2 separate regions of the Homo sapiens genome follow, and region 1 is linked to region 2. Evidence: chromatin loops called from intact Hi-C (ENCODE). Cell type or tissue: Calu3. All regions are shown on one strand. Each heading gives the region's core, and the rest is flanking DNA. Links, peaks and the distances in the headings are about the cores only. Region 1 overlaps NAALADL2 (N-acetylated alpha-linked acidic dipeptidase like 2). Region 2 has its middle 330 kb from the start of NAALADL2.

Region 1 (16,199 bases), core at 5,344-9,343, 540 kb after region 2:
TTAGGATAGAGATTTGCCATGAAGAAAATAGTTTACTCTTGGGGAAAAGAAGAAAAAAAAAAAAAGAAAAACGACAACAAAACCACCAAGACAACAGGTTCAAACAATGTAGTTTCTTAAGAAATCAAGTGATGATGCTCACTTCTCTAAGTTCCAAGTCCAGGATATGTTACTTATTTGGGATTGTATCAGTGAGGAAACAGATCATATACTCAAGCTGAGTAAAGATGTAGGCAATTTTAGGCAAAGTGCCTCAGGGCTGGCATCCAGGGCGCCTTAACTGCCCTCTCCCTAAAGGGCAGGGGGCAGATGAAACAGTCTGAAAGGAGAGTTAGGTAGAAGACATCACTGGAGTAGCCGTGGCCTTGAGTCAGGGACAGGGTCAACTTTCTGTGACTTATCAGGGAGGAAGCTTGGGAAACAAACACTCTGACCTCACTCTCCTCCTGACCAGTGATCTCCAACTCTTGGCCCTCATTGGCCAAATCCAACTAGCAGCCAGAGTGGAAGTGATCTTACTCATGTAGCTCATACTTGTTAGCTTCTCTGGGAACAAAGCAGCCTGAAGAAGGGTGGAGCTGATCTGGAGGGGCCAGTGAAAACTCTCTGCGTAGAAATCCTTCCCGGTGGAGCTGTTTGTAAAACTCCAACAAAATTGGCTTGGTTTTCATCAAAACTCCAACTAAACTGGCTTGGCTTTAAGTAGAAGGAAGCTTTTTTGTTACCTTAAGATATGATTAAATAATGCGTAGTTTGAAAAGTACTTCATCTAATCACTTATTGATTTAAAAATTCATTTTCGACAATTACATATATTAATAATATATCAGAGTAAAAAGTGAGAAAAAAAATTACAAGTCTTCTAACCAACATTTAAAAAGAAGGAATAGTCACTATGAAGGCAGCTAGGAGACCTGGAAATTCAAGTGACTTTGATGTCAGAGCTGAATTTGAATCCTGGGCGAGACATTACTATTGAGACCTTATGTAATTTACTTACCTGGGCACTGTGCTGCTTGATGGACCCACATTTAGGAGACGCTTAACAACCTAGTGCTTCTATTGTCGTCGGGACTCCCTTGCTGAAGTCTTACTATAAATCACTGGGAAAACAAATAATATTCATTTTAGTATGCTGCAGAGCTTTGTAATCTTGCTCTAAAACTGTTAATGCCTATTATTAGATTCTTTCAGAGTCAAAAAACAAAGTGAGCTGATTCTACATAGAATTTGCAAGGGGATAGTCTTTAAATTTTTAGATAGCTATGACCAGATTTAATGATCTTGTTGAACCATGTCAAAAGACATACAAGGTATAGTAATCCCAGTTTAAATGGAGGATGTCCTACCAGTCCCATCTCTGTCACCAGTGAAGAGAAGCAAGCCTGTGTAATTCAAGTCATTTTAGACACATTTATGTTTGAAACAAGGAATGTAAGAGCAGGTGTCACAATACAGTTTTCAACATATGGTAAGCTCTTCCACTGCAGCTGGCTGCAATCCTTGTCAAAGGTCATGGAGAAAAAAAAGAGAGTCAGAAGTCACTATGAGCTTTAAAAGCACATTCAGGAAACTGCACTGTTATAAACCGTGTTCACTGAACCCGAGAAAAACCTAGCCCTTTTATCAATAATGTAGAATGAATTGAAAGCTGATTCTGAATTTAGTTATGTAAGTTTCCATATAGCTGTGAGCAACAGAGATATAGAGAATTGAATCAAGAAGGTCAGAGACCCTCTCACATAACGGTATTCGGTCTTAATGTTGCCATCAAGCTCCAGATATGAGTGAAAGGATGTATAACGGGAACAGTGTAACCGAATGCACTTTGAGATTCAACCAGTTAGCCCCTTCAGTGTCTGTATTCACTGCACTGCAGAGAACAAGTGGAAATCCTGAAATGTAGCCACTCTGCAATCACTGAAACAGGGTGACTGTTCCACCACTCTCCAGAACTAGGTGTGTGAAAGGAGAGGTTGATGAGACAGATCCACATTTCAGGGAAAGACACGAGTTATAGTAACCACAAACAGAAAATGACATTGCACGTACTATGAGGACAGAAGTAGTTAGGTTACCTGTCACCTTCTCTGAGGAGCCTTTCCTAACCCTCCAAGCCTGGGTTAGGCAGCTTTCTTGAGTGCTCCTGGGCCTCCATATCACTATCATGTAGTGCTGTGTGTAGTTGCTTATCTAAATTGTACACCAAACCGGAAGTTCCATGAGGGCAGGGACTGTCTCTTCAGTGCTCTATCCAGCACCTTGCACTGAGACTGCCACAAAGTAGATGCTCAGTACCTGCTTTTTCAGCAGCAGAAACAACCAAAAGTGCTTGTAACTGGAAAAGAGGGAAAACCCTTGTGGCTGTTACACAACTGCTCTTTTACCCTGAATGGCTTATGGTGAGGTGGGATTGTTTCTTGGTTAGTTTGGATGCTTTTCCTGGAAGATATTGTTAATAAATTCTTGTTTAAAAAAAAGTCTTGCATTTAGAGTTTAATCTGACAGGAAGGAAGTGTATCCACTCTAGATTATCCTTGATCCTTGCCCCTATCAAAGACCTTGTCAGGCTTTTCAGTGTCTGGCTACAATAATCCAAAAACAGGTGAGATGTCGCTTGTGAACACACATGTAGGCAATCTAGTGTTTGCCCACAACAGAGACAACAGCTTTCCTGATACCCATGTTGTCATTTAACCAAGAATCAATAAATTAAAAGGAAATTTGGAGGCATCCTGTAAATCTTTGTAAATGTCAAGGCCTATCTAATTATTTCCCTTTGATTTTTAAAGTTAATTGCCTAAGCACTCAATACTGAATCCTCAGTTTGCTAAAAGAAGGTTGTGGATTCCTATTTTTGATCAAGATAGAAATATGCTGAGTTTTCTTACCTTGTAAAATGCTCTCTTAAAGATTTAAATGTAAGACCTCAAACTGTAAAAATCCTAGAAGAAAACATAGGAGACACCATTCTGGACGTGGGCCTTGGGAAAGAATTTATGACTAAGTTCTCAAAAGCGATTACAACAAAAACAAAAATTGACTAGTGGAACCTAATTAAACTGAAGAGCTTTGGCACCGCAAAAGAAGCTATCAGCAGAGTAATCAGGCAGCCTACAGAATGGGAGAATGTATTTGCAAACTATGCATCCAACCCAGGACTAATATCTAGATTTCATAAGAAACTTAAACAACTCAACAAGCAAACAACAACAACAGACATTAAAAGGTGGGCAAAGGACACAGACACTTCTCAAAACAAGACATATCAGCGGCCAACAGACGTATGAAAACAATGCTCAACATCACTGATTATCAGAGAAATGTAAAATAAAACCACAATAAGATACCATCTCACACTAGTCAGAATGGTTATTGTTAAAAAGACAAAAAATAACAGATGCTGCAGGGCTGCAGAGAAAAAGGAATGCTTATACACTGTTGGTGGGAATGTAAATTAGCTTAGTTACTGTGGAAAGCAGTCTGGAGATGCCTCAAAGAACTAAAAGCAGAACTACCGTTTGACCCAGCAATCCCTACTAGGTATATATCCAAAAGAAAGTAATTTATTATACCAAAAAGACACAGCCACTTGTATGTTCATCACAGCACCATTCAAAATAGCAAAGACATGGAATCCACCCATGTGCCTATCAATGGTAGATAGGATAAAGAAAATGTGGTATATATACACCATGAAATACAATGCAGCTAAAAAAAGAATGAAATGAAGTCTTTGAAACAACATGAATGGAGCTGGAGGTCATAATCCTAAGTGAATTAATGTAGGAATAGAAAACCATATACCACATGTTCTCATTTGTAGGTGGGAGCTAAACATTGCGTACTCCTGGAAATAAAGATGGGAATGAGAGACTCTAGGAACTATTACAGTCGGGGGAAAGGAAGGTGGGGCAAAGGCTGAAAAACTACCTTTTGGGTACTGTGTTCACTACCTGGATGTTGGGATCTTTTGAACCTGAAATCCTTAGCTTCATGCAATATGCCTATGTAACAAACCTGCACATGTACCCCTGAATCTAAAAGAAAAGTTGAGCTTGTAAAACAATAGAATAAAAAATTAGTTTTTACACTTCTTACTCCTCACAGGAATGGATGATTTTTAAAAGTTATAGATGGACATCATTTGAAATAATTTAAAAGTTATAGAAATAAAGGGTGATATGAGAGAAGAAATTTCAGAACTTTCTAAAGTATATGCATAATATTCAAAGACTCAAGAGAATTAAAAACAAAACAAAACATTGAATGTTGTGATAGACCACCTCAAAAGAAAGGCATTTGTGAAGATTTGGAGAGATAAGGAGATTCTTCCATTCAGTGTTGTCTCTCGCAAACTTGGGAGGACGTCTCTTGGGGTTCTCTGTGACTGAGGATGAGTGCAAAGTTTAACTTAGGTCTTGCTATCAAGTTCACTTGGGAATAAAGTGAAAAATTTAGCATCAAAGATAGCAAACTCTGGTAGTGAAAATGAAAATGAAAGCTTTTGAAGAAAATAGTCCTGGAGATAAGATTTATAATTTATTGGTTTGTAAACATTGGTCGAGTTATATTTTAACTCAATAAATAACCATCTGGGACGCAACATTTGCAATCAGAATACCTTTGAAAAAGTATGCACTTGGTATCTTCCATGGAAAACTCAATTGGGAGCATGGGTTCCTCTAAAATAGATCAACCATTAAGAAAATTGCCAGCAATTATATGTTGGTTAAATTCCCCATACGCCACTTATGTTTTAATTGTTTGGGGGAGGAGAGAGTTCCAAAAACTGTATTTTAACAAAAATTAATTCAAGATGGATTAAAGACTTAAACGTTAGACCTAAAACAATAAAAACCCTAGAAGAAAACCTAGGCATTACCATTCAGGACATAGGCATGGGCAAGGACTTCATGTCTCAAACACCAAAAGCAATGGCAACAAAAGCCAAAATTGACAAATGGGATCTAATTAAACTAAAGAGCTTCAGCACAGCAAAAGAAACTACCATCAGAGTGAACAGGCAACCTACAAAATGGGAGAAAATTTTCGCAACCTACTCATCTGACAAAGGGCTAATATCCAGAATCTACAATGAACTCAAACAAATTTACAAGAAAAAAACAAACAACCCCATCAAAAAGCGGGCAAAGGACATGAACAGACACTTCTCAAAAGAAGACATTTATGCAGCCAAAACACACATGAAAAAATGCTCACCATCACTGGCCATCAGAGAAATGCAAATCAAAAGCACAATGAGATACCATCTCACACCAGTTAGAATGGCAATCATTAAAAAGTCAGGAAACAACAGGTGCTGGAGAGGATGTGGAGAAATAGGAACACTTTTACAGTGTTGGTGGGACTGTAAACTAGTTCAACCATTGTGGAAGTCAGTGTGGCGATTCCTCAGGGATCTAGAACTAGAAATACCATTTGACCCAGCCATCCCATTACTGGGTATATACCCAAAGGACTATAAATCATACTGCTATAAAGACACATGCACACATATGTTTATTGTGGCACTATTCACAATAGCAAAGACTTGGAACCAACGCAAATGTCCAACAATGATAGACTGGATTAAGAAAATGTGGCACATATACACCATGGAATACTATGCAGCCATAAAAAATGATGAGTTCATGTCCTTTGTAGGGACATGGATGAAATTGGAAATCATCATTCTCAGTAAACTATCGCAAGAACAAAAAACCAAACACCGCATATTCTCACTCATAGGTGAGAATTGAACAATGAGAACACATGGACACAGGAAGGGGAACATCACACTCTGGGGACTGTTGTGGGGTAGGGGGAGGGGGGAGGGATAGCTTTAGGAGATATACCTAATGCTAAATGACGAGTTAATGGGTGCAGCACACCAGCATGGCACATGTATACATATGTAACTAACCTGCACATTGTGCACATGTACCCTAAAACTTAAAGTATAATAATAATAAACTAAAATAAAAATAAAAAATAAAAATAAAAATTACAATAAAAAATCTTAAATCTATCAGTTTTCAAAATATTGTCTTAGGCATTTTATGTAATTCTCTGCAAAAGTATAAATTTTTATTTTTAGGATTCGAACATAGAATTATTAGACCTTGTGGTGATTCGGTGAAATAAGGAATTGTAAAACACTATTAGGTTAGCTTTTATTGCATATAATGAGAATCTCCTAGATGATGTAGAAATCATTAAAACTTAATTGTATAACTGCTGGACTTGTCTCAAAGTGTCTTGAACTGATAAGCCTTCCTAATCTTCTAGTGTTGCTTCAGCTCATTGATGAAGTAAAGTGGCTGGCTTTTAAAAATTGATAACCTTATTATAATTACTAAAGTGTAGCACATTCTGTTTGCCTAAGGTGTTTGAATGAGTCACTACCTATCAAAGGAAAATTATGCTATGGTATAGGGAATCCCAACATGTCAAATATGCAGATACTTTTTAATAGACTTATATTATTTCAGTTGACTTTTTAATGTTTGTTGATTGAGAAAGCATGGTGAATTACTTTGAATGAATTGCTTTGGATGAATTTAGTACCATATTAAAGTAAATACATATTTATTAATCCATCACTAATATTTATTTGAAAAATAAAAGTACATAGTAAATATATTAATAGTATAACATATATTTTGTATGTGAGTGAATAATTTTTGCAGTAACTGTGCTTTCCTATGTTTGTGAATTTGTTGACCTATTGCTCTAGACCCTTTTTAAGACATACGATCTCAGTGTTATAAAATAGATGTCATTCAAGATGTTCTATTAGTAGGTTGAAGATGTGTCTAAGAACAGTGACCTTCCTGTGCTGAGGACTTAGCTGGCTTCTCTTGATGTTACAACAGTGCTAGGAGGAAGCCAGTTAGGTCCCTTGAGTGCCAGTTAGTGCACTGCAGGGGCAAGCACAAACACTGACTCACTTTCTAGGTAAGTGCAAGTGTCTCCTAAAGTTCTCAGTCAATAAATAACACATGCCAATTAATGCCACAAAGCGTGTCTGACTTGTTTTGGTGTAAAGAATGTTTTTCAGCTCTGTTTTTATTTCTGACTATGCTAAGATATTTTAAATATGTGCTATTATAGGTCATGTATTCCTTTACACGAATTTTTGGAAACATAACCTTATCATTGGATTTTCAAAGGCTACTTTACAAAGTTGTCTCCATTTGCTTCTATTAAATTATAAGTTAATATGGAAGTCATTCTTTTCTCTTTTTGTTATGTCAGTTGTGTGCATACAGTTTTTCATATATTTATATATTCACACATATTACCCTTACATACCTCTGGGAGAGTATAACACATTTGTAACACTCCTGTATAAAATATTATATTTAAACATGTTATCTCATGCTGAACATGCTTGATAAGTTTAGTGTGTGAGATTGTGTACCGTCCCCAATTAATTGGTTGTATCAGTTGACTGGGGAATGTTATTGGGCCAAATGGACACAGCCACCAATGCCTGGTATCAAAACAGCTTAGGGTATTTGTTGGAAGGAAATGATATTGCAAAGCATTTGAAGAAAAATGAGAGAAGCAGAAACAAAGGATATTAAAAAAATTGTAGCAAATTTGAGCAATGAAAAACATGAAAAGAGATGAAATAACTAGTTATTTAATTCCCCAGTGACTTCTTAAGTCTGGTCCTCACCAGAGTTTCAGTATTAACTCTCTGGTATTTTTTTCATATCAACTGCTGTTTTTAACTATATGATGTGGCAGTCATATATTCTGTCTTTTCTAGGATTGTTTCCACTTCACATATTCTTTTTTCCCTATAAGCATATTTGAACTTGTCGGAATATATGTACATTTTGTGGTTCAGAAAATATGGTCACAGTGTAAAACCCACAACATCAAAATAAGCTCTAGAGTTTGCCATGGAGTCTTTACATTAGTTGCCATTCAGGACTGTTGAAAGAGTTCTACAAGCTTTACACAAAAAAGGACAGGCTAGTGTTGTGATTAGGAACTGGGGAGTCATGTATCCTGAATTCACATGTTTATCCTGCCATAGGCAAGTGACCTAACCTTTCAAAATCTTAGTTTCTTTATCTGAAAATGGGGATCATTAAATAACCACTTTCAAAAGGTTTTATTTAGATTTAAAGTCATGATGTAAATTCTTAATAAATGCTAGTTGTTATTTTTATAGTTATCTTTTTAAAATTAGACATCAAATATTTGAATATGAACATTTGAGGACATGCAAAATTATCTAGCTATGTCTAAAATGAAAAGAGTCATCTTTAAAAACGTTTGGCAAGAATTTTATTCCCTCTCTTGATTCTATATCATTGTATGAGTTACCTCTGCAACTTAAAATGGAGGGTGGCTTATCCATCTTGAACAGACATTACTACTAGACTTCTCATTGTTACATGTATCATTAGGAGATGTCCAATTGCTTTTCTTTCTACTGAGTATAACTATATCCTAGGTTAATTATTGAAAAACGGGGTGGGGGGAGGGGGGAGGGATAGCATTAGGAGATATACCTAATGCTAAATGACGAGTTAATGGGTGCAGCACACCAACATGGCACATGTATACATATGTAACAAACCTGCACATTGTGCACATGTACCCTAAAACTTAAAGTATAGCAATAAAAGAAAAAAAACGAAAAATGGAAAAGTTAATAAATATTTAAAGAGGCAAAAAAGTCACTCTGCTTTTTTATAAATGATTGCAATGAAAATTTATATGCATGCAATTTTGTTTTATTTTCTTTTAATTTCTTAGGCTAGATTTTAGAAATGAACTATAAATATAGACATTTCAAGAACTTTGGTATGTCTTCCTAAAGTGTTGTGCCCATTCATACTGTTTAGAGTGTGCCAGCCTTGCCACAAATCTGTTGGCACTCAGTGATGTTTTAAAATATCATTAAATAATTTTTAGGCCAAATGTATAAATTGAATACCACAATTGCCTTCTCTCCTCAGTTACTAATGAGACATTGTTTGATTAGTGATTTTTTGTAATGCTAATATCAGATTTGTTTGTTTTATATCTGAAAGGGTTAAACAGGATCAAAGTTTATATTGTTTGCTGTTAGAGTTGCCTTGAAAAAATTTTATTTGGCCCTCTAACAAAGAAGTGATTGCAAAAGTGGTGATCTTACAACTTTGAGATCAGTTGTGGCAATACAGAGCAGCTCTATATTTCTCTTCTAAATCATCATCGTAAGTTATATAGAAAGTAGTCATGTAGACAGTGTAATTCAGTAGCTCCAAAGAGAGGTTACCACGGTTACCTGGAACATCAGACAGGAGGTTTGTTCCTAGGCTCATTTTACTAATACAATTACTTGTCTGAATTGAAGTGAAAATGTTCGAGTGTTATTTTTTTAACCTTGTTACTGGCATGAATTATATTTTCATTTATTCTGAAGTATTGTGAAGAATGTATTTCAAGTCTGTTCTACAGTTTTATGTCAACTAAATCCTTTGCAACATCCTTTGACCTACAGCTGAATTTTGGTGTTTATGTTCAGTGTTACTCAAGAGAAGAACGGAGTAGAAACTAGTGGTTATTGTGGTGCTGAATACTCATTATTTTATTATTAGTTTGATGTATTCCTTATAAAAGACAGTAATTCGAATGGAATGATCGTCATAAAAAGAAAACCTCAGTTAGGACTTCTTTCACCACTTATTGAAAACTGCAAGCCCCCTCCCCTACCATTTGCACCCCATTTCCTATGTATTCAGGGTTTTTCTTTCCATGCACCATCTCACACACTGTATACATGAAACTTTCCTGTGTGTTTGTTTTTTGTTTCTCTCATTCTACTAGAAGTGAGTTCCATAAGGGTGGGGATTTTAGCTTTTTTTTACTGTTCTACTCCCTATGTCTAGAAGTGACTGGCAGCACATAGTAGGTTCTCAATAGCTGTTAAATTAATGAATGAATTTACCAAAAATTATGTTTCTAGAAAATGCATCAAAGAACAAGATGAAGCAGGTATGATTAGATTTTTTAGAATAATTACTAACCTTTGTTTAACTTTTGACTCACATGTCTCAGGTATAGCAATCTAACGTAATGCTAATCAAAGCTATTAACGTGAGGATATATTTGGTGATATGTAAGTTATTTTAGGCCAGATTTACTTTATTTATCAAAAATATTCTCAAAGCCCAATTTTTAATAGCTGGTAAATATAAGACGTTAAAGTTAAGATAATCTAGCATCCTGGGTACTACTGTTTTGTATTTCCTCCTTTTATTCAACAATTTAAATTGTTGTTATTGAATTTTTTTGAAATAAATACATTAACTTTCCAGTCTTTGCAACTGGAGTACATCGAGTATTATTTATTCAAAAAAAAATTGTGGTTTGAACATTCCCTAGATACTTGACTATATTAGGGAGTTACTGTTAATTATTTTAGGTGGATAATGATACTATAGGTATATTAAAAATAGTCTTTGTCTTTTAAAATTACATACTGAAATAACTATGCATAAAATGATATGGCTGAGGGTTTTTGTTATTTTTTTCAGTCTGAGGGGAGAGTGGATAGGAACGTGCATGGGAGTAGACTGATGATCAGTGGTGCTAGGGATGAGTACCAGGGGTGAATGGTTGATATATTATTCTTTCTACTATTATGTTAGTTAAGTATTCTTCGTAATAAGAGAAAAAGGAGGAGTAAGGAGATGAAGAGCAGAGAAGGAGAAGGAGGAGGAGGAAGAGTAGAAAAGTGGAAGAAGACAAAAGTATTTATGAAAAAATAAAATAGGTGTTAGAGAGATACGTAAGCAATTCCATATAAAACAATGGACGAGACAGGGACAGTTAACATTATTGAACACTAATATATGCCAAGCACTGTTCTACCTCCTATAATCTTAGCAATAACCCTATGAGCTGGGTTTTATTATTACCACCATTTTTCAGATGAGAAAATTGAATTTCAGAGTGGCTAAGCAACTTGTCCAAAATATAAGTGGTGAAGCTGTCAAACAGTCACTGAACCTAAGACACAATTGTAACGTATGCTATTATTTTGTGTATCTCTAAGAAACAGAAACTTAGAATTTTTATGTTATACTTATTGTAAGATCTCTTTTAGTCTGCTTTATGCAAAGCTTATTATGTTGTTACATATCAGTCTTGTTTATATATAAAAAGGAAACTACAAAGTAAATGAAGCTCTTTCTAAAACATTTTACATTCAGAGGATGACTCATTCAAATCTTTTTGACTCAGAATTTTTAATGCCTGTATTTCTCCATGCAGTGTCACCCTCTGTGCTATTAACAAAATAGTGATGCAATTTTCATTAAAACAATGTTCCATTTTAGTCCCTGGGACTTTCTTCCAAGCCAGTGGTGGCCATTCTGCAAGTTTTGATACTAATCATTTCCTGAACTTACCAAAAGATATCAATGGAGGGTTTTCAACAACAAACAAGACTCCTCATTCTTCCTAAAATGATCTTTAAATGGTTCAATAACTTGAAACCTGAGGGACGAAAGTTGTCTAGTCAGGCCCAGAATAATAACCAAGTTAATGCATGCACAAACAAGTAAAATTGTGTCACAACTGACACCTGAACTATGGTAACTGTAAAAACTAACTACGAACGCACAGATATTAAAATAGAAAAAAAGTCTAAAAATAGATAAAATAAGGTAAATTGATTAGCTGGGTAGTAGGTACACAGGTGCTCACTACTGTGTATAAAATAATATGTCATAACAGGCCAGGCATAGTGAGTGGTTCACGTAATCCCAGTACTTTAGGAGGCCGAGGTAGGGGGATCACTTGAGGCCAGGAGTTCAAGACCAGCCTGGGCAACATGGCAAAATTCCGTCTCTACTAAAGATACAAAAATTAGCCAGTTGTGGTGCTGCAAGCCTGTAATCCCAGCTACTTGGGAAGCTGAGGCACTAGAATAGATTGAACCTTGGAGGTGGAAGTTGCAATGAGCTGAGATTGCGCCACTGCACTCCATCCCAGGTGACAGGTGACAGGGACTGTCTCAAAACAATGAAAATGAAAAATGTCATAAGAAAAGATTAGATGAGATGTGAAAGACATGTTGGGTCTTGCTTCTGCCAAATCGTGTATTTCATGCTTTTTTTTTTTTTTTTTTACTTTATTCTAGAGAAGAATAGGTGTCTAAAGACAGTTCTTAAAAGGGGCAGAGACTAAACCAGATATGCTCGATTTTAAAAGATAACTCTGATAGCAGTGTGTAATATAGACTATTTCTCGCTGGACACAACATTAAGAAGTAAGAAAAACACAGAAGGCATCAAAGAAAAGGGGAAGTTCATTGACTATCAACAGTGGGACTGGGAAAATGACGACCCTGCTAATATTTCATGAATAAATATTGGACATATCTTGGCTTGTTACTTACCTCATCTTTCTAAAAGTCAAATGTATAAAATATTGTTTGATCTCAATGTGTTTTGATATCTAAATGTAATGATAATTCTGTTTCTTTTAGAGTTTCTGGTTGTAAGTTGGAATGTAGTCCAATATCTAGATATAATTAGGGAACAATTGACACAATTATACTAAATAAAATATTTAGTTTTGAAATCTATAAAGCATACACTCTCAAATGCAAATACTTTAAAGGTACTGTTTATGTGCAAAGATATTGTTCAAATATAGTTCTATAGCACAAGTGATATGTGTGTGCAGTTTTGTAGTTTTTCAGTATCAAAGTCCCATGATAATTGGCATATGGTGTTCTATAATAATACATAATAACATATGATGACTGTAATTAAGTGCAGTGACTTAGACTTTGTCTTTTAATGACCCTCAGTGGATACTGAATGAAAGGTAAATTAAAGGTTCATTAAGCTGTGTTCAATAGAAAAAAAATGTTTTCAAATGGCAGATGTACTGTGAAGTTAAATGAATTTTATTCAGATCTGCTCTTCTGTATTTTTTCAAATGACAAGCCTAGTCTGAAGTATTTGAAGTGTTTTAGGAAATTTAAAAAATGAGCATTTATTTCAGCTTATTTAATATTTCAAGCTTTAAATGTGTAAAACGATTGGAGAGACCCTAGAAATTTGGCTGTTTCTACATCAAAGTGGCCTTTAGTGTGGCTTTGTTTGACGTTCTAGTCTGTGAAAGGAAAAGAAAAGCAGAAAGGAAAACAACAATAATGTACACAGTGAAGTTAAACAAAACATCTGGAGCACCCAGTATTTTTTCCGTGTATGCTAGCCAGCATTTAAATTTAAAGTCTTGTGTTTCAAAATATGTATGGGAAATCAGAAAAAAATCACAGGCAGAAATATTTCTAACTTTGTTTCTTATGCATAAAGCTGTCAAAAAGGCATTTAAAATATTTAAAATGTAATGAATTTGAGCTTTTTAATATATTTACCATTCCATTAGCATTATTAAACAGAAGTATAAAGGCAATGCTATTTATATAGTAATATCATAAATATACTATAAATGGCATGTGAATATTTACTAATAGAGGCAGCTGCTCTTTTAAAAAAATTGCTTGTGGTTCTGATATCCTATATATAATGTTTTACTTTTTTAAAAATATAATCATTATGGGTGTGCATGGTTCTTTTATTAGGAAATGCATGTATACGGAAAAAGAAGAAGGAATCTTTACCAATGGACTACAGGAAGTGAAAGCAAAACGTTTCCCTACCTGAAAGTTTCCTTGTGTGAGACTGGAATATATAGTTTTACCTCTGTACACCATTTTTGCTCTAGCCTATATGGACTACCTACACTCATAATGAGAATAATGATCAAATGAAGGAGTTCGGTTTTGTTTTGTTCTTTTCTTTCTTTTTTTTTTTTTCTTGAGACAATCTCACTCCGTCACCCAGGCTGGTGTGCAGTGGCATAATCTCTGATCACTGCAACCTCTGCCTCCCAGGTTCAAGCAATTCCCCTGCCTCAGCCTCCTGAGTAGGTGGAATTACAGGCATGCACCACCATGCCTGGTTAATTTTTGTATTTTTATTACAGACGAAGTTTTGCCATGTTGCCCAGGCTGGTCTCAAACTCCCGACCTCAAGTGATCTGCCCGCATTGGCCTCCCAAATATTGCTGGGATTACAGGCTTGAGCCACTGCACACAGCCAAATGAAGGAGCTTTATCTTACGTTTAGGAAAGAAAGTTGTAGCAAAATGCAGCGCAGCAATAATAAGAGTATGTAATAATTTTAAAAAATTATTTAGATATAAATTAAAAACCATAAAATTCACTCATATGAAGTGTGCAATTTGATGGTTTTTAATTTATTCAGTTACAAAACCATCACCATGATCCAATCAGTTGTAGAACATTTCATCGTACCAAAAATAAAGTCCCCATTCATTAGCAGTTACACTGTCACTCCCCAATTTCTCCAGTTTTCCTGCCCCAGCCCCATGCAACCAGTAATCTTTCTGTCTCTATATCTGCCTATTCTGGACTTAAATGTAAATAAAAGTATCCAATACGTGGTCTTTTGTGACTGACTTCTTTCACGTAGGAAGATGTTTTTGAGATTCATCCATTTTTTACTATGTATCAGTACTTAATTCATTTTTATTGCTGAATAATATTCCCATGTATGGATGTATCACATTTTATTTATCCTTCCGTCAGTCTATGGATATTTCAGTTGTTTCAACTTTTTGGCTACTATGATTAATGCTGCTCTAAAACATTTGTGTACAAGTGTTTGTGTTATGTTTTCATTTCTCTTGGGTATATACCTAGAAGTAGAATATTGGATCATATAGTAACACAATGTTTAACTTTTTGAGGAAACCTCAGACTATTTTCCAAAGCAGCTGCACCATTATACATTCCCACTAGCAACGTATGGGGTTCTAATTTCTCTAATATCCTTTCCAACACTTATCATCTGTCTTTTTGGTTATTACTACCTTAGTGAGTGTGAATTGGTTTTTTATTGTGGTTTTTACTTGTGTTTTCCTAATGATTAATGCTATTTAGTTTCTTTCCATGTGCTTATTAGCCATTTGTATATCTTCTTTCGAGGAATTTATTTTCAGATCATTTGTCATTTTTTAAATTGGATTGTCTTTGTATTAACAAGTTGCAAGAGTTCTTTAGATAATCTGGACTCAAATATTTTATTAGATATATGTTTTGAAACTGTGTTCTCCCATTGGTGGGTTGCCTTTTCACTTTCTTGATTATGTTCTCTGAAGCACAAATGTGTTTTTGTTGAAATCCAGTTTATTCATCTTTTTTGTTGTTGTTGCTTGTGCTTTCTGCAATAAAGTTTTAAGAGAAAGAAATGTTGAAAAAGTATGCTAGGTCTTAAGTATATATTTTGAAAAATTTTTCTAACATGTTTTTGGATAAAGGCATCCAAATTACTAACTATCTGGGTCTAAAGCAGGAGATTCGAGATATTGACATAAACAACTCCATATCAAAGAATGATTTTTAATTTTTGGAATAAGATATAGACTAGGGAAAGTGACTATTTATGTGCATATCTTCTGGATCAAAATAAAAGGAATATGCAAGCTTCTTTTTTAAGCTCAATAGGAAGGATTCCTGAAGGAGCAAAGACCATAAGAGAGCTAACTGCACGTGCACACACACGTACGTAAACACATACTCAAACAGTTATTCATGTAAATCATTCAGGATGCCCTTGATATGCCCTCAATTTAGCTTTCTGTCTTTAATTTTTGATTCCTAGCAAATATAAGAATTGCCATACTCTAAGGGTGGTATTTCACATATTCTAGAAATATAGACTTTTTTTTTTTTTGAGATGGAGTCTCTCTTTGTCACCCAGGCTAGAGTGCAGTGGAGCGATCTCGGCTCACTGCAAGCTCCGCCTCCCGGGTTCACGCCATTCTCCTGCCTCAGCCTCCCGAGTAGCTGGGACTACAGGCGCCCGCCACGGCGCCCGGCTAATTTTTTGTATTTTTAGTAGAGGCGGGTTTTCACCGTGTTAGCCAGGATGGTCTCGATCTCCTGACCTCGTGATCCACGCACCTCGGCCTCCCAAATGCTGGGATTACAGGCGTGAGCCACTGTGCCCGGCGAACTATAGACTATTTTTAGAATAACTGTTAAGAGGTTATCTCTGTGGATATCTTAGTTAACATAACTTATTTCTGCTTTCAGTTCTGAAATTCTTAAACTGCAAATTATGCAATGAAAGTAGTTTTCAGGT
Region 2 (16,199 bases), core at 4,599-8,598:
CACAAAGACAAAATCACCTAACAGTGCATTTCTCAGAACATATCCTTGTCATTAAGCAACACATGACTGTAATTGGATAGATGTAGTTGTTTCAGATGAAAACTCGAGACAGTCTTCTAGAGAATTTGTCTTTATGACTGTGCTAGTCCATTCTTGTGTCACTATAAAGGAATGCCTGAAGCTAGGTAATTTATAAAGAAAAGAGGTTTAGTTGGCTCACCATTCTGCAGGCTGTACGGGAAGCATGATGCTGAATCTACTTCTGGCGAGGCCTCAGGGAGCTTACAATCATGACAGAATGTCAGATGGCGAGAGCAATAGCAAGAGCAAGAGAAGGGGGATGTCTCAGACTTGTAAACAACCAGATCTTGTGTGAACCGAGTGAGAACTCACTTATTACCAAGGGGATGGTGTGAAACCATTTATGAGGGATTCACCCCCATGATCCAGTCACCCCCCAACCAGGTCCCACCTCCAACATTGAGAGTCACATTTTACAGTAAGATTTGGAGGGGCACAAACATCCATAGCAATGATTAATCATAGCTGTATTTTTAATGATGTTTTTAGATAATCCATAAATTATGTGAAATCAAAAATTCATATAGACAAGTCTTTCAGATGTTTGGATGGATTTTCAACTTTATTCAGATTCTAGCATCTCTTCAACTTGTTATCATAGCAATGCTTTCATTTCTGTACTTAAAAGTGAACAAACAAAACTTTGACTAGTAAGAGATACCATTTTGGGGGGCACCCACTATGTTCTGGTCCCCCATGAGCATTTCTAATCCCCATAATAATGGGGGAGCATGGATTATTGTTCTGATCTTATACAAGAGTAGTCTGAGTTTCATAGATTTTAATTAGTCAAAAAACTAGCTAGTAAGTAGTGGAACTAGTATCTAAATATAGGCTAATCTGATCCTAAAGCCTGAAATAAATGTGTTTGCCATGTCTATAAGGAGGATTTACTGACTTACAGCATTTGTTGAATAATGACTTTTGGGTCCTTAGGTATAAATTTTCAGGTGCTTCTCCCTCACTTACCAGTTGAGGCTTATATTTTTCTGTATTCACCTCCCACTTTCGTTTCATCATCCCTCTTGCCAATGGTGATATTTTGCAGGCATAGTGTAGGGCATACTGGCAATTCAGTGGACTAGCATTTCTGTGTAAACAGTCATGGCTTTGGCCTCATTAGCATTGGGAACCTAGACCACCAGCTTTCGAATTCTAGCTCTGCTACTTACTAGCTGTGTGACTTTGGCATGCTTTACAACCTCTTTATAGCCCGGTTTTCTCATCATGGTATAATGAGAGTAATAATAGTACCTACATTATAAAGAATTGCTTTGACTAGTAAATAGTTAAATAAATGTCTAACACTTTACATATTGCCTGGCATATAATATATATTGACTATTATTTGTGGTAAATGGATCATGATAATTGATGAATCACTTTCATAATTTTTCCATGGGAAAGAATATTAGAGAAGTATTAGTACATTAATTTAAAAAATAGCCAGCTAACTTAATAATTGTATTTGGTAACACTGAAATTGTTTTTCTTTTTCTTTTTTTTTTTTTTTGAGATGGAGTCTCATTCTGTCACCCAGGCTGGAGTGCAGTGGTGTGATCTGTGCTTACTGCACCCTCTGTCACCCCAGATTCAAGTGATTCTCTTGCCTCAACCTCCCGAGTAACTGGGATTACAGGCATGTGCCCCCACACCCAGCTAATTTTTGTATTTTTATTGGAGACGGGATTTTACTATGTTGGCCAGGCTGGTCTCAAACTCCTGACCTTAAGTGATCCATCTGTCTCGCCTCCTGAAGTGCTGGGATTACAGGCATGAGCCACCGTGCCTGGCCTGAAATTTTTTATTAGTAGTTTATCACTAAAATAACTTAGGGTCATACTGCAGCTACTAACATTATCTGTTCACAATTTTGAATGTGTTGTGATATATCTACACAGTAGAGGGTGGAGTGAAAAGTCATAATGTTTAAGTTGTGGTGAAGATGCACTTATTCAATAGTTTGTTCTGCTCTACTTTCTAATGTAGCAAAATATTTGGATTTCTAGGAAAGAGTTAAGAAAACAGACATATATCAGTGATAGAAAAGAAGGTCTTGGCTGGGCGCAGTGGGTCAGGCCTGCAATCCCAGCACTTTGGGAGGCTGAGGCAGGTGGATCACAAGGTCAGGAGTTAGAGAACAGCCTGGCCAACATGGTGAAACTCTGTCTCTACTAAAAATACAAAAATTAGCTAGGTGTGGTGGCACATGACTGTAATCCCAGCTACTCGGGAGGCTGAGGTAGGAGAATCATTTGAATCTGGGAGGCAGAGGTTGCAATGAGCTGAGATTGCGCCATTGCACTCTAGCCTGGGCAACAAGAGTGAAACTCCATCTCAAAAAAAAAAAAAAAGAAAGTCTTTTATTTTTCTTTTTAAGTGTAAGTAAGCTTTTAATTACCCAAATTTGATGTCTAGACTTTTGTCAAAGCCATCTCAATTGCCAAGGAAATTTAATGACAGGGAGCTTAGGAAGAGATTTGTCTAGTTGGGAAAGTCTAAAGAATCTGTCTAATGGAGGCAGAAATTTACATGGATAATATAAAACAATATATTAATAAAACATCCATCACATTTGCTTGAAATTATATTCAAACATAAGTGTTTCTTATGTTCTGGGATTTCAGGGGTTATCTACAAAAATTCTACCTGGCCTTGGTCCCTTTCTTGCTATTTCGTATTGGAAAGGGGATGTATCCCTTTGAAAGTGATGAACTAGACCGGGGCTGGCAAATTATGGTCCCCAGGCCGAATCTGGCTCAACACCAGTTTTGGTTAATAAAGTTTTACTGGAATACAGCCATGCACATTCATTTACATATTGTCAGTAACAGCTTCATATTCCGACAGCAGACTGAATAGTTGCAACAGGTGCCGTGTGGCCAGAAAAGCCAAAAATATTTACTATTAATATATTTTATTATAAAAAGCTTGTGAATCTAAATTCACACATAGGAGCTTTCTTCCACTTTGTGTTATGTACTATCTCTTTTGAGAATATTTTCTCCTCTAGATTTAATCAAAGCAGCAATAGTACTGAATAAAAATGCCTATTGTTTCATATATGTTAGTCTTTTCCATTTCATTTAGATTATAAACTTTCATAGTGTGCATAGCATTATAGGAGTATCCTTCTTATATAAAATATAAAATATTACAAATGTAGTCACCAGGCATAGTGGCTCATACCTGTAAGCCCAGCACTTTGAGAGGCCAAGGCATGTAGATCACCTGAGGTCAGGAGTTTGAGACCAGTCTGGCCAACATGGTGAAACCTAGTCTCTAGTAAAAATACAAAAAACTTGGGTGTGACGGCATGCACTTGTAGTCCCAACTACTCAGGAGGCTGAGGTACAAGAGTTGCTTGAACCTGAGGTGGAGGTTGCAGTGAGCTGAGATAGTGCCACTGCACTCCAGCCTGGGTGTATTAGTTTTCACACTGCTGATAAAGACATTCCTGACACTGCGCAATTTACAAAAGAAAGAGGTTTATTGGACTTACAGTTCCACATGGCTGGCGAGACCTCACAATCAAGGTGGAAGGTGAAAGGCACGTCTCACATGGTGGCAGATAAGAGAAGAGAGCTTGTGCAGAGAAACTCCCATTTTTAAAACCATCATATCTCATGAGAATTATTCACTCTCATGAGAACAGCATGGGAAAGATTTGCCTGCAAGATTAATTACCTCGCACTGGGTCCCTCCCACAATACATAGGAATTCAAGATGACATTTGGGTGGGGACACAGTCAAACCTTATCATTCTGCCCCTGGCCCCTCACAAATCTCACGTCCCCACATTTCAAAAGTAGTCATGCCTTCCCAACAGTCCCCCAAAATCTTAACTCATTTCAGCATTAACTCAAAAGTCCACAGTCCAAAGTCTCATCTGAGACAAGGCTAGTCCCTTCTGCCTTTGTGCCTGTAAAATCAAAAGCAAATTAATTACTTCCTAGATACAATAGGAGTATAAGAATGAGGTAAATACACCTATTCTTAATGGGAGACACTGTCCAAAACAGAGGGGCTACAGGCCCCATGCAAGTCCGAAATCCACTGGGGCAACCAAATTTTAAAGCTCCAAAATGATCTTTGACTCCATGTCTCACATCCAGGTTGCACTGATGCAAGAGGTGGGTTCCCATGGTCTTGGGCTGCTCTGCCCCTGTGGCTCTGCAGGGTAAAGCCTCCTTCCCTGCTGCTTTCATGGACTTGCTGAGTGTCTGCAGCTTTTCCAGTGCAGTGTGCAAGCTGTCAGTGGATCTACCATTCTGAGGTCTGGAGGATGGTGGCCCTCTTCTCACAGCTCCACTAGGTGGTGCCCCTGTGGGGACTCTGTGTGGGGGTTCTGACCGCACGTTTCCCTTTAGCACTGCCCTAGCAGAGGTTCTCCATGAGAGCCCTGCCCCTGCAGCAAACTCTGCCTGAACATCCAGGCATTTTCGAACATCCAGGCATTTTCATACATCCTTTGAAATCTAGGCTGAGGTTCCCACACTGCAGTTCTTGACCTCTGTGCACTGGCAGGCTGACACCATGTGGAAGCTGCCAAGGCTTGAAGCTTGCACCCTCTGAAGCCACAACCCAGGCTCTATGTTGGCCCCTTTCAGCCACGGCTAGAGCAGCAGGGACACGGCATCAAATCCCTAAACTGCACACAGCACAGAGACCCTGGGCCCGGCTCACAAAACCACTTTTTCTTCCCCAACTTCCAGGCCTGTGATGGGAAGGTCTGCTGCAAAGGTCTCTGACCTGCCTTGGAGACATTTTCCCCATTGTCTTGGTGATTAACATTTGGTTCCTCATTACTTAACACAAATTTCTGCAGCCGGCTTGAATTTCTTCTCAGAAAGTGGGATTTTCTTTTCTATCGCATTGTCAGGCTGCAAATGTTCCATACTTTTATGGTTTGTTTCTCTTTTAAAACAGAATGCCTTTAACAACACACAAGTCACCTCTTCAGTGCTTTGCTGCCTAGAAATTTCTTCTACCAGATACTCTAAATTATCTCTCTCAAGTTCAAAGTTCCACAAATCTCTAGGATAGAGGCAAAATGCACCAGTCTCTTTGCTAAAACATACGAAGAGTCACCTTTGCTCCAGTTCCCAACAAGTTCCTCTTCTCCATCTGAGAACACCTTAGCCTGGATTTCATTGTCTATATCATTATCAGCATTTTGGTCAAAGCCATTCAAGTCTCTAGGGAGCTCCCAACTTTCCCAAATTTTCCTATCTTCTTCTGAACCCTGCAAACTGTTCCAACCGCTTCCACATTTTCGGATATCTTTTCAGCAGCACCCCACTCTGCTAGTACGAATTTACTGTGTTAGTCCGTTTTCATGCTGCTGATAAAGACATACTCGAGACTGGGCAATTTACAAAAGAAAGAGGTTTATTGGACTTACAGTTCCACCTGGCTGGGGAGGCCTCACAATCACAGCAGAAGGTGAAAGGCATGTCTCATATGGCAGCAGATAAGAGAAGAGAGCTTGTGTAGGGAAACTCCCAATTTTAAAACCATCAGATCTCATGAGACTTATTCACCCACTGAATGGGTGAATACTTACCCCCCACCGGGTCCCTCCCACAACACGTGGGAATTCAAGTTGAGATATGGGTGGGGACACAGCCAAACTATATCACTGGGTGACAAAGGAGACTCCATCTCAAAACAAAACGAAAAACCTACACACACAGAAAGTAGGAAGTGTGACTTAAAATATTGAAAGGAACAATAATTCATCTCTTGTATGATCAGTTTATTTTGTGAAACTATGAACAAATTTGTTGAAGCAATTTATTGAGGTAAAGCACACTGACCTACAGTTCATATGACTTCTGAAGAAGACAAATACAGTCTTAAAGCATTAGGACAAATATACAAGCTATAATGAACATCATCTAGTTAGCCCAAATTTAGTGTAATTAAAAAGCCTAGTTATTGATACTGACATTTTCATTTATTTGGCCCCGTGTTTCTATGCATGGTGTATGTTTCTATTTCTTTTATTTTTAATCAACTTTTATCACATTTTCTTTCACATTTGCTCATTTTTAGTCCTTTTAGTCATTATTTCCATGGCTCTGCATTTTTTTTTTTATTCTTTTGGTTCTGTCTTAGCTTGGAGTCAAAAATTGAGATCAGCACTCAAGTAGAGCACTCATCGGTGCAAGAGTGATAGTGGGATTACCTTTTAACTCATGTAATCTTGTGAAGAGGCACTGTGCATCATCATTATCATCAGCAAATAAAATCCACGTAAAGGCCATCTCTCCAAAGTCTGCTTTCTCTTTTTAAAACTAAATTTGAATAAACATTGTGGGTAGAATTTATCAGGAGCAAAGTTCACTGAGAGTCAATCTTTTGTGAGGATTTTCGAACTTTCTATCATTCATTTACAGGTAAGTGTAGTTTACCTGCTCTGGGGAAATGATGTTTATTATTTAAAAATCAGAAATGAAAGAAGAAACCCCAAAGTAAGATGATTTATTTGCTTTTTGGTAAACTCGATTCTGTTTTGTAACATTTGAAACATGGATTTTATGAGTGAGTCTATTAAAATGTATACTCCCTCTAGTGTGTGTTAATCATTATTTCTCTGCTGGGCCTACGGATTACCTGTCTGCATTGTAATGCAACATTCCTTAATATTTACAATAGAAATACCAGTGGTTCATAAGACATCTCATATTTCTGTGAACAAAATGAGATTTACAAGAAATAAGGACTTGTCTGTAGAAATACATTTCAAAATATTAAAGTCCTCATAAAAATTCCTAGATTTATTTAAATCAGTATTGATTTAGACTAATGAAATAAAATATCTGACCCCAGTGATTGTACTTTGATGCTCCAAAAGGTAGATGAAATCATTGCAAGTACAGTTTTAGTATAAATATAAACAGAGCAAAAAATAGGTACTTCATTTATAATTGTGTTCAATGCATCAGACATTTATTAAGTCTCTACTTTGTGAAGGTCCTTTTCAGTTTCTGGGGGAAGGAGAAGGGGAAGGGATGTAGAGATGAAGTCAGATCCCTGTCCTTGGGTGAGGAGGACTGAGACAGACATGAGCACCTGTAACTATTTTTTTAGAGTGTGAAGATCCATTACTATAACATAAAAGCAGTAAGTGATCCCGAAATAAGGAGATGATGCCAAACCAAACTCAGGCCATGAGATTTCTAGCTCTGCCAAGTTCTTATCACTATTGAGAGGTCAGTCTTATAAATATTTGAGTAGAGAAGGAAAGGGGGAGGGTATGGAAATTGCCTAAATTTAGGAGTAAGAGGGACAAAGGCCCTTTTAGGAGGAACTGTCCTACTGGAGTCAAATTTAATCATTGAATCCTATATGGAACTCAGAGTACTGTTCAAAGAGTACTGTTCTTGGGTGCTTATAGAATAGTGAGGGAGAAAAAAATATAACTGGTTTCCCAAGCTACACTGAAGGAAAATTCGGTTGAGCCCCTGTTTCACTACCTGATCTATTCTGGATGGAATGTGCTCTAAGAATTTCCACGTTTCTTTTTTTCAGCATCCTTTTCTTTACTGAACGTTCTTAGCTTCAGCCTTTCTACTCACTTCTCAACTTCACCAAACTGTATCCCCTGTTGACTTTTGCAGGAAATCTATCACATTAAGTTATATATTTATTGAGGATTTGGAGGGTCATGGCTGTGGGATATGATGAGGTTTCTCTTTAAATAACCTGATCAATCTTTTATTCTTTAATTCATAGTACCCCCCTCCTTTTCTCCTTTTCTCCTTTTTGCCTTTGTTAGATGCCAGGCATGCCACAGTACCAGGTATAATCAGTACCAGCTCACATTCCTTTCCTTATTTGGAAAGAGGACTAACTTTCTAGCTCATTACAGACACCCCTTACCCTTTCCTCTCCACTTTCTTTTACGTGCCCACCTTATCTAAAAAAAGCAAATGTTTAGCCAACCGGGATTAGTTTAGGTTGTATGACCCAACCCCAGCCAATGGGGAAGGGGTACAGGGGCAGGACTTGCGTCAGGAATAAAGGCTCTCGTGCCCCCTTGTTCAGGTGTGCTCTCATGGCGACTGGCCAAGGAGGCACCCCTCTGCATAGAAGTAAAATTGTTTGCTAAGAATCCTTTGTTCGAGTGTTCAATTTCCTTGGGAATTTTGAGCATTATTCCTAACATAGGAAAAGAGATCATACCATTGAGCCCTCTTATCAGCCTCAACTCCTGTTTTCTCTTCTCTGTTAATCTCTATTGGCTCTCAAAAGCTACAGCTCCTAATACATGTTGCTCTCTGACTCACCTAACAAATCCCATCCAGCAAGGGTAGTCTAGTCTTCTTCTCCACAAAAATGCTGGTGAATATTTCTGAAATTATTCTTATTGTTAAATAAACAATACAGGAACCACAGAGGAGGTGGAGAGAGGAAGAAGCAACACAAAGGAAATTAGTTGGAAAAAAAAAAAAAAACCCACAGATTTAAAGTGTCTAATTGGAGCATAGCGATTACAGTGTATGTCACTTAAAGCTCCATAATAGATCTTACAGCAAAATTCTGATTAATCTCATTCCAACTGTGTAGTTGACAATAAAGCATCATTCCAAAGTATCCTCATTATTTCCTGGTCCAGGAAAGTATTGCTTAAAGAAAAGAGAGGACATTTCAGAAACAAAACTGTAGTCTTGACATTTGAGAATAAGACATACAACTGGCAAGAAATGCAAGCTATCTATAGAATCAATTAAAAACAAGATTATTAGGAAGTCATGCAATTGTTGTGGTTGGATATTAAAAAACTCATTTTTCTCTACTTTATAAACATGACAATAATTTTTTAAAAAGCAAATGCACATATTTATATATGTGGGAGGTAGAAAATATATTTTAATATTGCACATTATGTGTATATAAAAATTGGAACAAATTAGTACTTACAAAAAAGTATTTAAAGGGCAGAATCTACTATTACATTTCTTATGTCTGTGTACATACTACACAATATTTCTTAGTAAAATGTGCTATGAAACCATTTAAATAAAACTAGGACATTGTTTAATATCTAAGGAAAAGTAACACATTTTTACCAGATGGTTTAATTCATAAATATTTCACAATATAAACAAAAAAAATGTTTAACCTAAAGTTAGTCTTGGGATCTAGTCCATTTTTTCATTTGTTTGGAATGCTATTTAAATTCAAAATGCTTTGATGTTACCTGAATTTATTTTACATAATTCCAGATATTGGGCAAATTATTTGAGCAGCTGAATGACATTATCACAGATTCTGTTTCTATCATTCTTCTCTGCCATCCTCACGATGTTGGCTTTGGCCTTAGACTAACTTCCTCCCTGCTCCCAAGATGTCCAGAGCAGTCCTAGCCATCACATCTGTATACAACAACAGGAAACAAAGGATTTTTTCAGAAGGGTGGAAAACTTAGAAGCCCCAAGAACACCTTTCCTACCATCTGACTGGCTAGCTATGGCTAACATATATACCCCTAAATCAATCCCTGGCAAAAGTAATGGCGCCATTATGTTTGAGTCTAATCAGGATCGTCTTAAACCTGTGCATACAGTCACCCTCTCCAGAGTTGCTTGGAAAGAAAAAAGACATGGAAGGTGAATCGGTCTTGTAAAGAAGAGAAAAAAAGTGATTTGTTTGGGAAGCCGACAGTGTTTTTTGGAGAAAAATTGTATCAGACTTTAGGCCAGTGGTTCTCAATCTTAGCTGCACATTAGAATCATCTGAGGAATGTTAAAAAATATATTGATTTAACTGGTCTGGAGTTACACTATAGCTATTGGCAATAAACACATCCTTCTGGTAATTTTAATATGTAAGTTTGAGAGCTACTGCTCTAGGTAAATTAAAAATAGAATAAAGAGACAAAAACCTTCATCAATCTGCACACATTTAGCTTCTCAAGCAGTTTTGTTTATGAGCTCTACTGAACATTACCTGAAAATTAACCATTGACTAGCAGGGCAGAATTTCCAACACAAGATCTTAGACCACAGTTAATTTGCCAGACTGAAATGGTGCTCACTGCCATATTCATGGTACTTATTACAACAATGTATGACAGTAGGGTACTTAAAGTACCCAGATGACTTTTATGGTCAACCTGAGTTCTAGTTTTATGTAAATATAGGAATACAGTATTAGTCCCATTTTTGTGAGAAAAACTGATTTGCAAAGTGGCTCTTAGTGGAAGAGACAGAACCAAAGCTAATAGTATTATCCTAACAGACAGGGTTCCCTCATTCTACTGTTGTTAGTAATTTTGTTATTGTATTTGAGAAATATCATTTGTTTTGGCTAAAGCAAAGCTTTATAATAGCTACTATTTATTGACAATTTGCTATGAACCGGGAGCCGTACTAGGTGATTTATTCCTGCCCCAACTTTTATTTTATCCTCATGACACTCTTATAAAGTAAATATTACTTTACAGATAAGGAAATTGGAACCCAGAGAGTTCATTATTCCTCCAGTGTCTCTTATTAGTTCATTTCTCTGGGATCTGTATATGCCCATAATGCTGTGGGTTACATTGCCATATATAATTTGTTGAGTTTATCAGTTCAACAAATACCTATTGGTTGACTTATAGCTGATAGGTGCTGGGCTAGGCTCTGGATTGGATTGCATTTTCCCTCTACATTATAATTTACTTTTTTTTTCTTTCTTTAAGAAGTAGGTTTACAGCAGTTGATTTGCAGTTGCACCAAACACTTAACATCTGATCAAAGAACGATTGAATGAAAAAATGAATTCAATATTTAGATTGTGATAGTTTGTAGTTGCTCATATTACAAAGACTAATGAAATTTTACCTTGCCAACAATTTGCTATTCCTTAGGAACATCAAATATAAAAATAAAAACATTTTTAAAATGCAGCTTAAAGTATACTCCCAGATAGTTTCAAGCAAATACTGAGTTTCTAGTATGTATGTCTTGAGTTGTTCTGACACTCCATATTACTGTTTTTAATAAAAACAGCATTCTTATTGAGAACAGATAATTGGTCTGAACAGCTGACATTTATTTAGATACTTGATTTAGAATGTTTTCTACTGATTGAAAGATAAGGGGAAAATAAACTGGGCCATGGCTATTCAGGACTGGCTAGTTTAGTTTTTCATAGAGATAACATTTTCCAAATTACTGAGATACGATATTGAAAATGAAGGGCAACCTTCTTGTTGGGTGAAAGTGTTAGAATAGCCCTAATGCAGAATCTCATTAAAGCAACTGTCAAGATTCCTCTATTTTGCCATCACCTCCCCTATTCTGTAAGAAGCAACTGTCGTTTTGAGTGAGTGTACTGCCAAAGAGGCATTTACAAATAAATGAAAAAAGTCACAATTGATTTCACTCCTTTTAGAATACTGTGTGTCAGCTTTGTCACAAACTGTCTTTGCTACTCTCTGTTTTAGATCTCCCAGCTGGACGTTCAAAATAGCTTTTGATGTCTTAGGGCGTCTTTTATTCAACCCTAGGTAAGCCCTCTATTGGTGACCTTTTATAAATATTTGTAAAGCTGTTTGAAGTGTTAGAGAAAATGAAAACCCTTTCTCTCTGTAACTGCTGTTTTTGTAAAATAGCATCCAGATGTCAATTGTTTACATACATATTTTGTCACCTGGGGGAATTGTTTCCATTACAAAACATTGTAAAATTTTATAATAATATTTCACATTCTCTTCCCCAATACAATGGTTTGTTATTATGCTTAATTTAACAATAATGCAAATAACAATATTACTTGTAAATAAGACATGGCAAAGTTCTTCCTGTATTTTGAAAGAACTGAACAAGTGTCTAAATTTATCTTGAATAAATAAGTCATATGATTTATATGTAATATCAATGATACACATTCATTGTTGCCATCACTATAAACCAGTCCACCAACACTACTGCCATCATACTAATGTTATTGAAGACTTACACTGAGCCATATGCTTTGCTAAGCAATTCTATGTATTGTAGAAATGTATCACAAGGGTGTTTGAATCCTAAATTAATATGGATTTGGAAAAAAGACAACTAATTAGAAATTGCTAGCAATTGTTTTTTATTATGGATATTAAATTAAAGGGAAGCAAATCTTCATATAATTATACTGTAAGAGATTTTAATCAGTATAATTAATTATAGATCATGCTATCATTTGTGATTATTTAGCTTGCTACCGTTGACTTGAAAGATCATGGAATGGACCAATTAACAATATTCTATTTCTCTTTGAAATAGCGTTTTAAGCAGTTCATTCATTCAACAAATATTTATTGAGCACTATTAAGTGCCAGGTAGTTTACATTGAAGACATGATTGCGAAGAATATGTACCTACTCTTGAGGAGTTTAAAGTCTAGTGAGAGTCAGGAAAACATACAAGTACAACATAGTGTGATAAGTGGAACAATAGCGACAGCATGGAATACAGTACGAGAAATGATGTGGGCACCTAAGCCAGGCTAGGTATGGCTACTCAGGGAGTGATATGGCAGTAGAATGTGGAAGAATAATTAAATTTTGCAGAAAGGGACAGATTGTGAATGTCCTCATAAGCCATATTTAAGAATTCAGATATAATCATGTACAGTGGCAGTTAAACTGGAAAGATTCATATAATATTGTACAAAGTCAGGCTGGTGATATTCTCACAGAGCCATCTGACCATGTTTAATAACTAGGAAAGCAGCCTATTCTTCCTCTTTCACAGCTATATAAATGGAATATATTTCCTAGAATATAAGAGCTTTGTGAGCAAGAACCTGGTCTAATTTCCTTGATTCCCCAGGATCTATTGCAGTACTTTACACAGAGGCTCTTAGTATTTATAGTGTGGAATGATACAGTTAAATGTAGACATCTAGAAAATTGATAGGTTGCCCCAGCAGAGGCTCCCTCAGAGGTTGACTATTTATAACTATATACTCTTTTTATCACTGATCAGTTGTCACAAATGGCAAAATTCCTTTCCACATCTCCTTTTTACTTTTAGATTCACAATGAGAGTCTTGTAAACCAAAAATAAAATTCTAAGTCCCCAGCCAATTGAATGGGCCCCTCCTGTTGGCCCACGGCATTCCTAAGTTAACCGTAAAAATTAGTTCCAGCCAGGATGGGAAGTGGAGGTTGGACCTGCCTCATTATATTATCCAGGTTTTGGAATTTAGGCACAGCTGGCCAGCATTTAACATTCAAGCAGAGAACTCGAGACTGACAATGCAGACTCTTTGTAGCAATAAGATACCAACATGACAGCTGGTCCTAAAAGAAATTGAAGTATTTTACCCAAAATAAATTTACTTGACATATTTTGAAATGACTCTGCAAAGCTGTCCCTAATGGGACAGAAGGGGAAAGGAAAAAAGACCTTCCCTTTCTAGGTGTCTTTCCTGAACGAGGAGAGAATTAACTAAGATTCTGGCATTTTTTTAAGTTGGATAAGAAGCATTTACAATCTATTCTCTCTGAAGCCTGCTACCTGGAGGCTTCATCTGCATAATAAAAACCTTGGTCTCTATAACCCCTTATCTTAATCCAGACCTTCCCTTCTATTGATTCCAGGTCTTTGGATAAACTCTTTCAACCAATTACCAATCAGGAAATCTTTGAATCCATCTTTGACATGGAAGGGCCCATTTTGAGTTGTCCTGCCTTTATGGACTGCACCAATGTACATCTTAGATACATTGATTGATGCCTTATGTCTCCCTAAAATGTATGAAACCAAGCTGGAGCCTGACTACGTTGGGCTCATGACCTTTTGAGGTTGTGTCACAGCCATGTCCTTAACCTTGGCAAAACAAACTTCTAAATTTATTGAGATCTGTCTTAGATACCTTTTTGTTTGCAGTCTTCATCAAAGAAAATCAACATAAAATGCAATTTTTCAAATAAACAATCTAATAATATGTGTCAGTAAAATCTATGTAAACAAACTAAAGAATTGAATAAAACTAAGACTAAGTAAAGACAATAATTTTCAGCAAAAGCAATAACCAGTATGTCCAATATTTATTTAACTCTAGAAAATATATACTCAAATACATTACAAAAGCTTTCTTTTACACACACAGAGATGAAATGATAGCTATCATTAAATTAATCATATATTAGAAGATAATGTACCAAGGAGATAAATTTGATTTGTTTTATAATAAATTGTTCAATGAGGAGCCTTTAAAAATTATGGTACTATAATTCACAAATCACAAAATTATTTATTTTAATAGTATATATCATTTTATAGTGTGGACACTTTTGGTTTAGTTTAACCCAGTGTGGATTCTGTCTTTCTTGCCTTTGTTAAGTTCTTCATTCTAGAGACTTACTTATGACCTGCCTTTCTGGCGTTATTTCTTTAAAATGTGCTATCTTATGGTCACCTTACTGACAGATTTGTCCTTGAAAGCAGTAGAACATTTCTGCGAATTTATTTTTGTTGTGGCCACATCAAATTCTGAAAGGACCGTCAATACTCATCCAAGGCACAGAATAGTATATCAGCTCTCATTTTTTTAAATTGGTCTAAGGATCACAAACTAATAGTTTCAATAAATCCAATAATTTTGGTAGGTCACTTAAAGCATTGTTTTCCAAAATGAAAATTTCTTTAAAAATTAAAAACCTAGCTATATAGAATATTCAAGCAATAAAGAAAACATGAACAAAGATGCCAAGAGACATAGAGCATCTGTCAACCTCAGAGTTACTGATGATTGCCCTGTTGTCCACAGGGTAATTGTAACATTTTGCCAAGAGAGAATTAGGAAGTTCTGGAAAAAAAAAAAAAAAAAAAAAAAAAAAAAAGCTGCCTGATGTTTTGAAACAATGGGCATTTATCTATCTTGCTATCAGTTAAAATACAGGGTAAGAATGGTCAAATATTAAAAAGACTAATGGAGGAGTACAAAAGTGGCAGAAGCAAGTAATAGAACTGGGAAGTGTTGAACCAAAAGTTCACAAAATAGAATTTATTCTAGTAAGAGGGGGAAAAAAAGCAGATGAGGCCAGGTCTGCCAGTAGGATGTGTAAACATCTGTGAGCTAGGCGTCAGTGAAGGGCTGGCTTCTGGCTAGCTTCTTGCTGGGCCAGGTGGTGGTAACTGTATGCAGCAGAGACTCCCTTGTTTTGGGGTCATTTCCTGTGCTTATTCTCTCTGTTGGTTTCCTTCTTTTGCTTCCACCTCCTCATTCTGACAGCACCTGTTCTATAATATTACTTTGGCAGGCAGCCTTAATGTACATTTTAACAAATTCTCTGTGCCAAGTTTTCTCTTTAAGTTACTAAAGGTAATTGTTAAAAAACTTTCAAAGCAAGTGGGATAAAACAAAACTGTGCTATGAAGGCTATAACAGTCAACTATACTACTAGCCGGAAGACTTCTTACGAATTTTACACACTACATTAGAAGCTGGCTTGTTGACAAGAAGAACTTTAATAGTTTTTTATTGTCTCTACAATGGGGCATAAATTTACCTCACTTCATGCTAACATGCCCTATTTGACTTCTGTTTTCCTTTAATAAAGCTATGCAGATTTCCAGGGACTGGGACAAAAGCAGTTGATTTGCATTAGGACAAAGCATTTTCCCAATGATACAATGTGACTCTTGACAACCTGTTGCCTTGGAGACTAAGAACTTTACATGTGAGTTTTCCTAATGATAGGTATTTTTAAATTTATCTATATAAGATTCAGTAGGATTTTCTTATCTTAATAGCTACTGCGCAACTATGTACCTTTTGCCATATGGAGGTAGAAGGGGAGAATTAAAACGCTCCTCAAAACAGGGATGGCACAGTTCCTGTTTGGAACATATTAGATCTACTGGAAGTAAGGTTTTGCATCCAGTAGAAACAGAGCTTTTCTCACATTATTTCCTCTTACCATGTTGCTCTTCTTTAACTCCAAACTCTTAAACTGAATATTTATCCCTGAAATATTAAAATTCAGGTAACATTAATTTCAAAGAAACCTTTTCTGAAGCCCCTTTCTCTCAATACCTATTATGCCACACTTCACATTCAATTTAATTTTAATTGGGAATGAAGTGAGATATGAGTTATCAAGAGAATTTTCTCACAAATTCTGTTAACAG

The links. Peaks named below come from ENCODE experiments on the same cell type or tissue, not always from the same donor. Only the 100,000 strongest peaks of a DNase experiment are listed, where the experiment ranks them.
Region 1: a loop joins it to region 2, with 2.0 times the contacts of the local background. A loop is called at or near these places in 1 of 110 quality-filtered maps.

Annotation. Positions count from the first base shown.
Region 1 is chr3:175,064,196-175,080,394 of GRCh38, forward strand. The region is part of intron 1 of NAALADL2 (N-acetylated alpha-linked acidic dipeptidase like 2); the gene reads left to right. NAALADL2-AS3 (NAALADL2 antisense RNA 3) reads right to left here. Exons shown (of 4, transcript NR_046390.1): 4 at 15,117-15,276. Among named protein-coding and RNA genes, the nearest start is that of NAALADL2-AS3, 43 kb to the right of the region's middle. In Calu3, for the core only: no CTCF peak of the experiment used is centred there; a DNase peak (open chromatin) is centred at 6,946.
Region 2 is chr3:174,525,100-174,541,298 of GRCh38, forward strand. It overlaps a transcript of NAALADL2 not described here. Among named protein-coding and RNA genes, the nearest start is that of NAALADL2, 330 kb to the right of the region's middle. RefSeq lists enhancers at 13,053-14,000, 15,346-15,860. In Calu3, for the core only: a CTCF peak has its summit at 6,293; a DNase peak (open chromatin) is centred at 8,082.